2 separate regions of the Homo sapiens genome follow, and region 2 is linked to region 1. The links are chromatin contacts, found by Hi-C or POLR2A ChIA-PET in ENCODE. All regions are on one chromosome and are shown on one strand. The core of a region is the stretch at or near the end of the contact, and the rest is flanking DNA. Distances in the headings are between cores, read along the strand shown.

Region 1 (7,714 bases), core at 1,407-3,906:
TTTCATAAAGACAGGCAGCAGGAAGAAAGCCTTCTTAAGGCCATATTGACTTTTGCACCTAGCAAATGACCCTTACTCTTCATTCCCATAAAAAAGAGAGAAACAAACAGTAAACATTTTCAAAGGATCGGTAATGTTTTAATAGCTCTGATTAGTAAGCGGAGTATTGGGTGTTATTTCGAAGTCAAAAATTCTATCTTGGTTGATTTACCCTATAACCTGGAGCATTTTCGAGAGGCAACAGAATGGAATTGTCTCAAAGTACTGACTTTTCATTATTTTCCACGCAGATCCCTGAGGATAACAGAAGGAAAGGTTTTGTCTGGGGGAGGGTAGGCTTCTCCCAAAAAGAGAATTCTGGAAGTCAACATAATTAAACAAAGAGGAAAATGTGCCAGACAGGAGTGGGTGGGGGCTGTTTTCTCTTTGTGGTTGGTTGTGGTGCGTTCAAGATTCCTCGCCTAAGATGAGGTTCCTGAGCTTCCAGTAGGCGACTGACTGCCCAAGAGACCCAGGGCTCCGCAAGGAGACGGCGCAGGTGTCGGGGCTCCCCGCAGGTGAGGAGGCCGACGTTCCAGGAGGTCCGCCCGGGCGGTCCCTGAGTCCTGCCTCGCGGCTGCTCGCTGGGATCCGAGGGCGGAACGGGACGCGCAGGAACCCGGCCCGACGGGCGCGGCTCACACCCGTGCTCTTCCTGCGCTCTCGGCCTCACTTTGCGGCCAGAGCCGCGGCCCTGCGCGTGGCCGGCGGCCGCTTCTTTATCTCCGACCCCACTGCCCAGTACTGTACGCGTCCAGACTAAAGAAACATCATTCGCTTAAGGGGCTGGGAAAAGCGCGTGCTCCGCTCGCCCTGGCACCGCGGGTCGCCCAGCTCGCAGACTGGGACGGGCGGTGCAAGAGGTGGTGCTCCCTGTCCAGGAGGGGACGCGGAAGAGGGCATCTCTGGTCCCGGGATGCGATTGTCCCGGTTTCTCCTTCTGGCCCACTCGCCGCGCGCACGAACTCTAGGGGAAGTTGGTTGTAAAGTTTCCGAGAGCGGCGTGGGCTGGTGCGAGTGAAGCGCGGGGCGGGGGAGGCGAGGACAGAAGCTCTCCTCGCGGCGTCTTTGTTCTGCTCTGGAGGAGAGACCTTGGCAAGGAGTCGCCGGGCGGGTGCAGGGACCTACCGCCACCACATTCCGGACCCAGCGGGAGCCCTCCTCTTAATGCCCCTCCCCCCGCAAGCCAACCCAGGACATAGCCCCCAGGTCCCCAAGGTTCCGTCTACCTCATCCTTCTACCCCCAAACTTCACCAACCCGAAAGGATTCCAAGTCTGGGATGGGGAGAAAGGAAAGAGGGTGGAGGCAAAGGTGCGCGACGGGCTGGATACCAACTGGAGGGTGGGTGTTCGCATTGAAATGTTTTTTTCTTTTGCCCTAGAAATTGCTTCCCCATGCGGGCCCCTACTCTCTCCCATTTCCCCCACCTCCCTGCTTTCTTTTTCTTCAATTCTAGTGGATCTAGAAGGAAAACGAGTGCTGCTCTGAGTCACTCAGCGAGCTAATGCTATGGCCCGAAGTTGGGATCAGGGTCGAGGGGTGGGGGACCATGTGGATGGGGTCCCAATTCTGGAGGTTGAGAATGACTGGAAGGGACCTGGGGAAGGGTCGGGAGCTGTTCCTGGTCCGAGACACCTGATTTGTCCCGGACAAGGCAGTGGGGGAGGGGAAGGAAAGAGGGGATGCTCGGCTGGGACGTGTCGCGGCAGGGGGTGGAGGATGAGGAGGCGGCCTGGGACCCCGAGTCAGATCTTTGGGGTGAGCACGAGGACGTGGTGTAGGGAAGAGGACGAGTGAGCAGCGCCTGGCTGTAGGGTCAGAGGGCGCCTGGTCATCCTGAGAGCCTTGCCTTCGCAGTTTGAGATTAGGGGAAGTTCGGGGCCTGAGAAGGTGGGCGCGATGCTGGAGCTGGGAATTCTTCCTCGGAGCCCCTGGACCGAGTTGCGCTGCGCCTGCAGCAACAGGTAGCCCCGAGGGATGGGCGGAGGCCCCGGCCGAACCCGGAGCTGGCCTTTGTCCTGCCAATTAGAGGGCTCTCCAGAGGGACAGCGTGGGTGGGGGTAGGTGGGGAAGGGCGGGAGAGGAGTTTCCTAACACTTGGAGCCCCTTTGAGTTGTTCTGTGTATTGGGTGGAGGAGGGTGAATCCGAGAGGAGGGAGGAGGGTGAATCCGAGAGGAGGAAGGAGGATGAAGAGCCTAGCCTGCGCCCCACCTCTGATTGTGTAAGCGCCTTTATCTAGGGTTGACCCCCTACCCTTTGCATTTTGTCTCTTGGGATGACGAAAAATGGACAGAAACTCGACGCCCAAGTGAATGTTTCACATTGATTGGCAGGGAAAGTGCAAACAAAGAGGTGCATCTCCGGGAAACAATGATTTTGGAGATCCCCTGCCCACCACCCCAGACTTGTGCGCGGTGCGGAGGGGGCCAGGGCTGGCATCTCCCGGGGAAAGTTTCGAGCCTGGCAGTGGGAGGAGACCGTCTGGGCAGAGTTGTGATGAACTGGGGACCGAGCAGCCCCAGCTCGCCTCGGAGGTTCCCGAGCCGGGCGGGAGATGCGGGGAGAGGGAGGGGGCGGGGAGGGAGGGGAGGGAGAGAGGAAGAAGGGGTGAGAGGGAGAAACCTGCCGCCGCTCGCCGCCTCTTTGTCTGCTCCGGGACTTGGAACAAAAGGGGGAACTCTGATGAACTCTCTTTCCTCCCCTCTCCCCCGGACGCCGGGGTATCTCCCTCTCGCAACTTTGCCGCCCCGACTTTCTCTGCTGTCAGGCCGGGAAAAAGTGTCCGAACGCCTCGTGGACTGCAGCGGGGGAAATGTCCCTTAAAAGTGCGACGAAGTGGGGAAGAAGGTGAGTGGGGACTGTTGTCTTGTTTACCTCTCTCCCCTCAACTCGCCCCGCTCCCCGCCCTTCGGAGGGCAGAGGAGTAGCCCAGTGGCAAAGTTTGGCTGGTAAATTGTACCTCCTTTCCCCGTTCCCTTCTCTTTTGTTCTTTAAAGAACTCGCGCAATTGTTTCATTTGTTTATTTTTAATAGGCAAAAGCCAAGTAGGCATTTATCTTATGTGCTTCTTTATATGAGGGGCTGGGGGGATGGGGAGGAGGGTTTCAAAAGGGTGGGGTGAGGGGGTATTGCTTCGCGTTCTTCCAGCTGCACTCATGTAGGGATGAATATGCAGAAATTGAGAGGGTCAAGTCCAGCCTCGCCCCCACCCTAGCCCTGACCCTGGTCATGCAAAAGAAAGCGATATGGATATGGGGGTCGTTTGTATAACTTAGCTGTCTGCAGAGCGCTCTGTAGATACCACGCACAATATAAAAACGCTGCAACAATGGAAGGAAGAAAGGTTTGGGTTGGAGGGGATTGGTCCCTTGTGTTAGCGGTCAAGGAGAGGTTTACAACAAACAGCTAAGAGTTCAGAAAGTTTTCTTCGGGGCTGAGATGGGGTGGAGGAAGCCACAGGTTACAGACTGTCAGAGATGCAGGGATGGAGGGGATGGGGCCTGGACCACTAGTTAGAGCCATCCCGTCCGCCCCTTTCAGTTTCACGATCCACCCGGAATAACCCAGGCAATCCTTGGTATCCGTCCTCACCTCTCTCACTTTCCATCACCCCCCGCCCCCAACCCCACTTCAGTGTGTTTGAATAGAAAGCAGAACGTGAGCCCCAGAAGCTCCTCTGACCCAGCCTTCCGCCCCGCCTTTTGTGTTTTAACCTTTTGTTTCTATCTGCCACGCCCGTCCAAAAGAGGGATGGCTGTTTCTGCTGCTGCGGGGTGAAGAGGCAGCGCAGTCCACTCCGTTTTTATAGGCTAAGGAAGACGCCCTAACTTTGTTTCCTAAGTAGCTTAACTTAGGAATGTTTCTAGGTTGGGTCATGCGCGAATGAGGGGAACACTCAACACCCAGTAAACGTTGCCACTTTAGGTACAATTTCTCCCAGCGCTTTTCCACTTTATACAGGAGTTGTTTATCCCATACTGTCATTTGGTTTGTAGAAAAAGCATTTTGGGGGCCGGGCGCGGTGGCTCACTGTAATCCCAGCACTTTGGGAGGCCGAGACATGTGGATCGCTTGAGGTCAGGAGTTCGAGACCAGCCTGGCCAACATGGCGAAACCCCGTCTCTACTAACAATACAAAAATTAGCTGGGCGTAGCGGTGCGTGCCTGTAGTCCCAGCTACTTGGGAGGCTGAGGCAGGAGAATCGCTTGAACACAGGAGGCTGAGGTTGCAGTGAGCTGAGATCGTGCCATTACACTACAGCCTGGGTGACAGAGCCAGACTTTGTCTCAAAAAAAAAAAAAAAAAAAGGAAAAGCATTTTGGAGACTGAAGTTGGGGGTTTATTGAAAGTGGGCAAATGTATGCCTTATCTGAGGTGATATCTAAATATTAGGAATATGCAGAATAGGCTTTTTGAATTCTACATGCAGAATAACCTAAAGGTTATTATCTTCAGGTATGTTTTGTGAGATCATTTCTGATGCCAGGATAGTTTATTACCTTCTCCACTTTCTTCTCTCATATATTCCCAAGTGCTAGAGGCTTTCCTCACTTCCTTGGACTTACTTTTGACAAGACAAATGAAACATCAAAGCGCATGCACTGTCAATAACTTGAGGAAACGCCCAAACATTGTCTTTTAACTTCTTCAACTTTTGATTCTGTATAGTAGTAGTTACTATTGAAGTAGTTACTATTGTACCTAGAAATGATTCAACTGCTAGAACTATGTAGTTTTGAGTTTTCATATCAAAGACTGAAATATATTATTGCAACAATTACTTTCTTTTACAAAGTGAGGAGGCAGAATGACCTGGAAGCTAACTTTAATTAATTTCAATTGTATAGGTGTAATTACTATTATCAGCATCTAGAAAGCATCATGAATTTGCTGGAGTACTTCCTAGCACTGACCTCCTTCATTCTGCGTTGTTCTTACTGGATCTTTCCATCAGCCAACAATATGGAAGTACCAATACAAGGTCAAATCATTCCTGGATTCATCTGGAGTTGCTTAAAAGTTAAATCATTGGAATTTTTGATGATACCTTTTCTATATGGATTACAATTTGATCGCTGGGAATTCTCCACCTTAAAGAAGGTATGTTGCTTTTTAGATACTCTACGAGGACTTCATTTTTGGTCTGGGGCTTATACCCAGAGATTTGACTAGTTATTTTGAGCGGCTGTGTTATCAGAGTGATTTATGACTTTGGACTTCCTTGTTTTAAACTGTTTTCTGTAGATCCTTTCTTATTTAGGATGATGATTTGGGTATTTGTGATGGAATTTTATTAATTTTACCATCTGTTCTTCAACATTAGCACACATAATGAATGCAGATTATATGGTCACTAAGGAAATTTTGTAATGATGATGCATCCAGCAGGGAAATATCCTACTTTATTTGTGATTGATTTGCTTCTTAAATATTGCAGTAGATATTTCTAAGTTCTGTGTTAGCAGAACTTATGTTGTTTGCATTACTATTATTTTTCTTCATTTTGACACTTCATTTTGGTAAACAAAATCCAAAAATGGCCCAAAATAAATGTCTAATGACTGGGAGTCTATATAAAATACAGTAAGTTCTCTCAGAGTGAAAACCTTGAGTTTGTAATAACAGAGCCCGTACATTTGTTTAACCTTTATGGCATACATCAAGTTTTTATAGTGGTCATAAGAGTCTTCTATTCCTTCTTTTAAGTCTTACAATTAGTTTTTGTTCACCTCTGTGAGAAAGTAGTTAAAAATTCACATAACTACTGTTGGTAATATAAAAAGTTAATTTTGATATATTTACAATCCTTGTTTAAGTGATTGTTTGCCATGGAAAGTAAGAACTTTCTTTCTGTGGTCTGGTCAAATAAATTAACTGGGAATTGGAAACATTTTTATCTTGTTATGAGGAAAAAAGGAACATTACAACTTGCTTCTTTCTAGCTGTATAAACATAAACAAGCTACTTAACCTTCCTGGGCTTCTGTTTGTTACCAATAAAATGAAGGTTAAGTTAAATAACTTAAAACATTTTTGAAATCTTTTAACATTAAGATTCTATGATTTGTTACTTGCTTCTATAAATAAGATACATCCTCTCTTGTAAAGTTTGTTTTTACATCATTGAACAATAGAGTTAACAGCATCATCAAGTTTTTTTTTTTTTTTTTTTTTTTTGTGTGACGGAGTCTTGCCCTTGTTGCCCAGGCTGGAGTGCTGTGGCGCGATCTTGGCTCACTGCAACCTCTGCCTCCCAGATTCAAGCAATTCTCCCACCTCAGCCTCCTGAGTAGCTGGGATTATAGGTGCCTGCCACCATGCCTGGCTAATTTTTGTACTTTTAGTAGAGACCGGGTTTCCCCATGTTGGCCAGGCTGGTCTCAACTCCTGACCTCAGGTGATCTGCCTGCCTCGTCCTCCCAAAGTGCTAGGATTACAGGTGTGAGCCACCGTGCCCCGCCTTGGCATGATAAACTTAATGTGATTTAATTACAATTATTTTGTTTGAATGCTTAGCTCAGGTAGCATTAGTTCAGGAAATATGCTTTAAATTTTCTGTAAAGTATACTCTCAACTAAGTGTTCTGTATGGAAATTTCAGATTTCCTTAAATGTTCTCAATAAAAGTTTGTCTGCTGGAATTTTTTTTTTGGAGGTGGAAAGTACAGTATTATTTCTCGACAAACGTTTTACCTACAAATATCTGAAGTCAATATGTTTGAATTTGTTATAATGGCCACTCAGAGTTGATATCAGAGATTTAGAAAGAGACTTTGGAGTAAAACAGACCTGAGTTCGAATCACAGCCTAGGCAATTACTATGATACCTCCTCCACGTTACTGGATTTTCATGGCTCCGAATTTCCTCATTTGCAATGTGTATATCCTAACACTTATCTCATATGGTTGTTGTAATATTTTTTTATGTAGGAAAAAACAGAGGGCTAGGCATCTGTAAACATAATAAAAAGTACTGTTACTTGCTTTCACAATGACTTAATGATGTTTTGTTACTTCAAACTTTCTTTGTTGTCTCCCTTACAAGTTTCAGGCCCCATTAACCAAATATTCACTGAAATATTCAAAGTCAATTTGGACAGAAGTTTGTATCCGTTTAAATGTTTTTCTGTAAAACTATATTTAATTCAAATCTTATATCCAGTTGATTGCAGATTAATTTACTTCAACGAGCATTTATTAAATCGTACTATGCATGAGTATATTTCTGAAGGTCATGGCCTTACCTTGGAGTATGTGGCCTTTCCATTTTCTTACTGAAATATCTGTAGGTTGAGATAATAGTGACTTTCTATAATTGACTTACTGAAATTCTCTATTTTCAATGCTATCAATGATTTAGATATGGTTTAAAAACTCGTGTTTATTCACTTTTCAGCTAAAATATAAAGTGATGGCTCAGTGGTTTCTTGATGAGGAAATCAAGAACTGTAGCACATTTTCTATTACTAATTTTATAGAATGATCTTTAGTTAAATAAAAAACTTACAGTTAATATAAATAGCACTTAGAAGAATAGCATTTCATTTTGAAACGAAGTCTCAAGTCATGGATTTTCATTTTCTAGGTCTGTAATATAGCAATATGCATTGCCTTCTGAGTGATTATTTAGTTCAAGGAAGAGTATATTCATTTTATCTTTAGGAAGTTTCAGA
Region 2 (7,714 bases), core at 3,811-6,310, 950 kb after region 1:
CACAGACTACAGGCAGCCCTCCATATCCATGGGTTCTGCATCTATGGATCCAACCAACCACAGATTGAAAATATTAGGAAAAAACAATAAAAATAACGATACAACAATAAAAAATACAAATGTAAAAAACAATACAGTATAACAACTATTTAAATAGCATTTACCTTGTATTAGGTAGTATAAGTAATCTAGAGGTGATTTAAAGTATATTGGAGAATGTGTGTAGCTATATGCAAATACTATGCCTTTTTTTTTTGAAATGGAGTCTCACTCTGTCACCCAGGCTGGAGTGCAACAGCATGATCTTGGCTCACTGCAACCTCTGTCTCGCGGGTTCAAGTGATTCTCCTGCCTCAGCTTTCCGAGTAGCTGGGATTACAGGCGCCCGCCACCACACCAGGCTAATTTTGTATTTTTAGTAGAGACAGGGTTTCAACATGTTGGCCAGGCTGGTCCTGAACTCCTGATCTCAGGTGATCTGCCCACCCTGGCCTCCGAAAGTGCTGGGACTACAGGCATGAACCACCACACCCGTCCACTATGCCATTTTTTATAAGGGACTTGAGCATCCACAGATTTCAGTATCTGTGGGGAGTCCTGGAACTAATCCCCCAGGGATACTGAGGGTTGACTGTGCCTCTTCTAAGTGCTTTTCTGGTTGCCTTCCTGTATTATGGTCAAATGGCCACATGCTCTCAACACAAGACGGAAACACAGGGATGTCTGCCACATCATGTCCAATCCAAACGTCTCAAGAACATTGCTGGGGAGACAAAATAAAAAACACCTGGCCCTTTTGCTTTTGTTTCCTTTTGTTAAAATCTGACAACCACTTGACAAGGTAATTGAGGAATGACTTGTTACAATCTCTAAGAAAGGAAGACCAATCAAACGAGAGAGGAGAATACACACTGGAGCTAGACCATAACTCCACAGCACTCTGAAGCAGGGAGAAGACTGAGGAGACTTCTGCACACTCTCAGATGGCCTGGACTGCAGTAACAGTCAACTATCAATTTTCTCACCTACATCCACTCCCTACCATCTTTACGTAGCCTCAAAATGATTTCTCCTACCCTATCAGTCCTTAGCATAGTGTCCATTAAAGGAAAGAATTAATGACATAGAGTCTAGGCCTGCCTTAGTAGATGATTGATAGATGGATAATGTCAAATAATGTATCCTCTCTTAGCCTGCTTAAACCGAGAGGGTTAACTAGATGAGCAGATTCAGCTCTAAAGTTCACTGACTTGGAATATGGAATTTAATTTATATGGAAAATAAAGACCAGATAGGTTACATACCTGGTGTCCACACTGCTCATTACCAATAGACATAAAATTTGATGTTCGGTTGCTTAGCATTGAGTTCAGCTTTCATTTCTCTTTACCTGTGATTTACGTTGTATACAATTTTGAATTCCAGGTGGCTTTCTTCTCATTACGTCATATGTTTTGCTTCAATCAATAAAAGTTTAGGAATAAAATATTTACCATAAATCAGTCTAACACAATCAAATTTTCACAAAAAAGTATTTAGAAAATATCAAATATATCTCAAAGCAACAAATAACCTTTTGATTTTCGAGTAGTTTTATTTATTATTGCTATTTCTTCTGTAGGTAAGTGACTCCCATGCAGTGATTGCCAAATGGGCTTTCTTCCCAGGTCCTCTGAAAGAATCTGGAGGAAATGATGATGCTCAGGAGACAATTCATGATCACTCGGAATTTCTGACAACCATGGCAAGTATGATAGCAACAAAGAGATAAGCTTTAAGCAATTTCTAAATATTGTACATTTCCGTTTATTTAGATTATCATCACAATGGTTTGTTTTGTTGTTTGTTTTTGTTTTTTTGAGATAGAGTCTCGCTCTGTCACCCAGGCTGGAGTGCAGTGGTGCGATCTTGGCTCACTGCAACCTCTGCCTCCTGGGCTCAAGTGATTCTCATACCTCAGCCTCCCGAGTAGCTGGGATTACAGGTGTGTGCCACTGCACCTGGCTAATTTTTGTAATTTTAGTAGAGATGGGGTTTCTCCATGTTGGCCAGGCTGGTCACGAACTCCTGGCCTCAAGTGATCCACCCGCTTCAGCCTCCCAAAGTGTTGGGATTACAAGCGTGAGCCACCGCGCCCGGCCCAACACAATGGATATTTATAAAGTCAATTTTTTTATGGGGTTGAGAAAGATAACTTTTAAAAATAATGGGAAAATATTCTGTTTGTACACAGAGATAAAGAATACGTATGATGATCTTGAAAATGCCTTGCCTATCAGCCTGGAACAGTACGGATTGATCAGGTGACTAGGGAAAGCATCCAATCTCCAAAAATGTACTAGAAGAGAGATAGGAAGAAAAATTCATTGACTAGTAAATGTTCCATATTTCAAGTCTGTTACATAAAAATTAAGTACTTAAAAATTCAGTGATGTTTCAAATTAAATTAGACTAAGTCCCAATATAGAAACATGTAAAATATATACACAAGTCTTTGAGACTATTTGGATATACCTGGATATATTTTCCTTGTGGCAGAATGTGGGTCATGAAAAATAATAATCTTTCGTTTTCGAAGTAGAAATATACTAATGCATAAATGTATTGCTTATAATGTATCAGTCTGCAAGGTATTATTTTTCTCATAATAGGAAATGGCAGACGTAGGTAACTATATTCTTCTGGTGTAAAATGGAACAGAACAATCTTTTGCAATTACAATGCATAGACTATACCGGCCCTAGTGCAGGAAGCATAACAATTTGCATATTTTAATTTGGAGGTTAGGGACCCCTGTCAAAGTAACAGCTTGGACCAGGTCAGCAAGGAGAAATCGAGAAGAGAGAAATAATTGAAAAGGCAGTTCCCAACAAAATGAAATTTGTCTCGTTGTCACTTAAGGTTGTCTTCTTGTCTTTTTGAGAGAGCAAGGTCAGCTTAAGAATGAAGGGAGAGTAGAGCATGGTAGATCACTAAGGACCAAAGGATAATTTTTTAAATAACAGTGGCAATTGCAATATATATTTATGAAGGGAAGAAGAAAAGAATGCACATCGCTTTCCAGTTAAGAGTCAGCATGTGTCCTTTGAGTAGAAATATTGCAGATGTGTACATGGCAGCTCTGAAGTTTGTCCTCAAAGACAAGCAGGTTACAAAGGAGATGAAGTACTTAATGAAATAATTTAGTGTGACATATTGATATTGAAGGCTGGAAGGCAGAAAAGGATTTGCAACAAAATTAAGGTATGTCTTTCTTGAAACAGTTCCCTGTTCCTTTCTCCGAGGGCTGATATGAGATTTTCACAAGAAAACAAGCTCGTTTTATTTCTCTCTTCAAGTTTATGCCAAAACATAGATGCCAATGTGAAGCTCAACATCTGCACCACATGAAAATCTCATTGGAATATAGTCCAGAGAAAAGTCAAGTTATGAAATGTTTCTTCGGTTATGTATTGGAGGGGTTTTAATCTCTCCAGTGTCATGTGTTTTCAGTTAGAATGTACGTTAGTAAAAAAAAACTTAGAGCACTAGCAGTGAAGGGAATTAGGCCTGGGAAATGTTAGTTTTAGATAGAGGGAGTGGAGGTGGCTAGTGCTGTTATCAGGGCATAAAACAGCAGCCAAACTTCTATTCTGAGTAAGGATAAACAAGGTCACAAGTTTCTGAGTATACTATAGAGTCATTGCTTGAGAAAATGAAGAAACGTATTTCATGTTCATGATATAGTGTCAACATTTACATAAAAAGGAAAGAAAAACACCCGCAAAAAAAGCTATATTCTGTGATCGCCAAGTTATTTTCTGCCCTCAAACATCTGAAGGAAACCCATTCCACAGTAATGATGGCTGACTATGTCAGTGACTCTCAACTGGCAGTAAGTAGAGAATAAAAGTTTGCAGGAAGGCAGGTAGGAAGGATGAAATGTAAGAGTTCCCCTTTCCCTCCTATGTATAGAATCAAGAGTACAGCATAAATCACCAGGTGAAGAATCAAAATACCAGGCTTAGAGTACTAACTCTCTAGCTGTGCAACCTTGGACAAATCAATTAGTATTAATAACTCCAATTTTCAGTTTTCTCATGTTGAAACAATACATTGCTCTGCACAGTTTTTGTGAAACTACATACATGAATGTGCTGTTTTAGACTGTAAAGTGTGCTGAAAATTTAAGTTTTTCTTATTAATTGGCAGAGATGAATGTTCCTACTTGGTCTCGAGATTCTTGCAAACCCATTTGTTTAGTCATTTTCCCTAGAGCTGAGTCTCAAACACCTATGTGCTTTGTCTCTGGTCCCAATCAGATAAACAATGTTATGACCTGCTTCTACACACTTGCCTGCCCAGGGCATCCCTCCAGGAGGAATGGACTTGTCCTCACAGATGCATGTTTAATATGAAGAACAACTGTTACTCCAAAAACAGTCCTGAAATTTCTGTCACCTAGTGACTCCTAAATTTACTGTGATTTTTCCCTTTTGAAAAATAATAAGAAAATGTGTCAAACAACATATCTAATCCTGAGGTAATGTGAAACTCATATAGCTCCTGGTGAGAAGCTGCAAAGTGGCAATTCTGAAGAGAAAGTTTATAGAATATGCTTGGCAATCTTGAGAATTTTCATTAAAAAAAAGACCATACAACACTTGCTATGAAAAGATATTACATTTTCTCCAGAGAAGTAACACTTCCTCCTTTGTTCTGGAGGTTCTCCAAAGATTTCAGAGCCATTTTGCAGGTTGTGTTACCTAAAGTTATTAAAACTCACAAAATATCCATGAAGTAATAAAATGGAAGCTATTCGTATGCCAATCAAACAGATACTGAAACAACGGTCCTAAGGAAATATGACCTGTCTAAAGCCTCCTAACAAAAAACTGATGGGTCCAGAAATAGAATCTAGGCAGCTGACTCTAGACATTCCAAAACACTTCCTCTCTTCAGAATTATTATTGTTAATTCCCTCTACACATAAACAACCTCCAGCTCCCGGAGGATGGATGAGATCATGCTAACAAGTCATCCATTCTTTCCATAAGAAACACAGCAGTCATAGCCAATGAGCTAATTCATAGAATGTCCATGTGCCATAGTGAACACACACACACACACACACACACACACACACCCCACACTCCCATTCTAGATGCAGATTGTTTTTGTTTTCTTCAGCTAAGCTGTAGTTGAGATTTTAATTTCAAGCTTTAGCCCATGATTTTTTGCCTGAATTTCACACTATATGCTTTTCTATTTCTACTTGTTCTTTCCTTCCTGTACCAAATAATAAAGAACTAGACCATAGTAAAATGGATTTTTGACAGATTTTATAATTTAGCTATTGTCACTTCCACAAAGGCCATTCATTAAACTAACATGTATTATGGACATGAAATAGAATTTGAAAAGCTGAAAGTCATTCAACCCTGACCATAAAAAATACTTCCATAATTTAAACTTACCATATCAGAATTAAACTTGATTTGAAGATGTTAAAAAATGAATATATTTGAGAAAGAAATCCTTGCAAATAGCATCTCAATATAATGTTGGCAATTTGCACAATTTATGTATATTTTCTCCTGCCAAGATACTTCTAAGAAAAGACAACGGTAAAGACAATGGTAGTAGGAAAGAGGAATTGGGTCTCCAAAGACCATCTGCAGTTATCGGCAAAAGATACTTTGTCTATGTGTGCAGTTTTAAAAAGACTGGTAGCCTATACTGGATTTTAGGTCAGAATGGAGCATGTGGTGTTGAGGGGGAAAGCATTACCAGCTTCGTCTTCTTTAAATATGAAAGAGGATATTCTGGCTACATTGTTGGTGATCAGCAGTGTCTGACTCAGCCTCTGCAATTTTTCCATTATAATGCTCATGAAAATAGGGAAAGAGATACAGTTTCAACAGTGGAAACTAGAAATGTGGGTCAAAAATGTGTCAGGAAAAAGTTGGAGAGTCAACTAAGGAAAACTTAGCCTGGAGGCAGAGTGAGAAAGGCACATGGGTTAATGAGGTAGGGGATTTCCATCTACGCATACTCATGGAGGCACAAACCCACCTTTCTGCTTTGTAAAAGCCCACCTCTATTTAATCCAAATACACTGTTTCACCCCTTGGCCCTGCTTCAATCTCTAATGCATCTCTCCACCCCAATATTCCTCAGTAATGAAATGCTAATGAGGTCAAAATGGATGTGAGTAATATTTTAGATTTTCTTCACTATTTGGGATTTTTCTGCAATGCAAGAAATACAGAGAACTTCAGACTAGACAGAATAAGATTCTTCCCTTATGTCTAGACAAGGTAATCTAGTCATAACACCATGAGATTGTTTCTCAGACCAACAGATACTAAATTAAAGACAACACGGTACCAGAAAGTTGACCGGTGTGAACAGTGATACCTCCTATATCTTAAGATTTGAAAGGATGATTCTAATTAGATTCAGATAAAACTGAATAATACTAAAACAGAATAATCCATTTGTTTCAAGGATGAGGCAATCTCTTTTCAAAACAAGTAAGTACTGTATGAAGTGATTGTATAACACAAAACACAGACACTAGCACTAGAGAAGGAGCAGAAGGATATTTTTTGAAATCATTTATAATTTTAAAAGCTGATAAATTATTGTATTTATTGTATTTGTTTTTTGCTGTAAAAAATGTAAGGAAACAAGGCTTCTACACAATAAGCCAATAATGGTAAATTTGTTAAAATTACAGACTGACATTTGAATTGGAAGGACAGAAAGTAGCATGATGGTTTCTAGAGGCTGAGAAAAGGAAGGAGGAGAGAATTGTTTAATGAGTACAGAGTTTCAAGTTTGCAAAATGAAAAGAGTTTTGGGGATTGGTTACACAGCAATTTGTATTTAACACTACTGAACTGTCACTTAAAATAGTTAAGATGGTAAATTTCATATTATATAAATTTTATAATTAAAAATTTTTAGAAAGAAAGATAATAACTAATATAGACAACAAAAATAACTTGAATGAGAAGCAAGCTAACTATGTCAGAGAAAAAGAAAGGTCTCTATGTAGCTTAGTGGATAAGAGCATAGGATTTGGATTAAAAAATGTCTTATTACATACTATAGTTCCACTATTTTCCAACTCTTTTATTTTGGAAAAGTTCCTTAATCTGTGAAAGCCTTATTATCTTCACTTTAGAAGGCACAATAATAGCACATTCTTCATAGGATTTCTGGTAAACATTCATTGAGATAATGCATTCAAAGTGATTGAATGGCGTTTGACATATAGTTAAGTACTCAATAAATATTAATTATTGTTAAGTTATTCAAAACCCAAAATGTAATCACATAATTAAAATCAATATTATAAATAATAAAGAGCTATATCAACATTACAAAGAATGAGCTATTAATAATGAATAAAAACTTGAGTGATTCTCATAGAACATAGAAGAAATAAATAAGAAAATGAAAACAATTTGAGAAAAGATAATAGATATGGAGGGCAGAGAAAAATCTTCAACATATCTTAACTGGTGGCTTAATAAGGAATTTAAAATCATAAACAAGTTATAATAGAAGCCAAAGTTTCTATACGAAATACTTTGGTTTTAAATAAATGAAAAGAAAAACCTGTCAAATAAATGGAGAAAAACAGTTAGACACAGGTTTGTAAAATTTTGTTTACTTTTTCATGTATTTTTAGTTTCAACTTTTAAAGAAAGTTCTTTAATTCCAT

What was found. Hi-C counts contacts between places; a loop is a spot of excess contacts on that map. ChIA-PET counts read pairs that join two places held with the same protein, here RNA polymerase II (POLR2A). Pooled maps may share reads with other maps.
Region 2: a loop to region 1 is called in a pooled map, with 2.1 times the contacts of the local background. The contact joins the enhancer-like site here to the promoter of CASC15 in region 1. A Hi-C loop is called at or near these places in 2 of 50 pooled maps. POLR2A ChIA-PET finds 5 or more read pairs at or near these places in 2 of 52 experiments (HEK293 and activated T-cell).

The regions. Positions count from the first base shown.
Region 1 is chr6:21,663,757-21,671,470 of GRCh38, forward strand. CASC15 (cancer susceptibility 15) reads left to right here and starts at 2,657. Exons shown (of 12, transcript NR_015410.2): 1 at 2,657-2,889; 2 at 4,891-5,143. LOC124901483 reads right to left here and starts at 2,304. Exons shown (of 3, transcript XM_047419653.1): 1 at 2,296-2,304; 2 at 1,891-2,059; 3 at 785-1,202. The coding sequence starts at 2,304. The coding sequence ends at 799. RefSeq lists a silencer at 1,922-2,216.
Region 2 is chr6:22,608,897-22,616,610 of GRCh38, forward strand. No RefSeq gene overlaps it. Among named protein-coding and RNA genes, the nearest start is that of HDGFL1, 43 kb to the left of the region's middle. Within about 2 kb of position 5,061, at least 2 of the 41 ENCODE cell types and tissues checked have a DNase peak (open chromatin) inside an H3K27ac peak, as active enhancers do.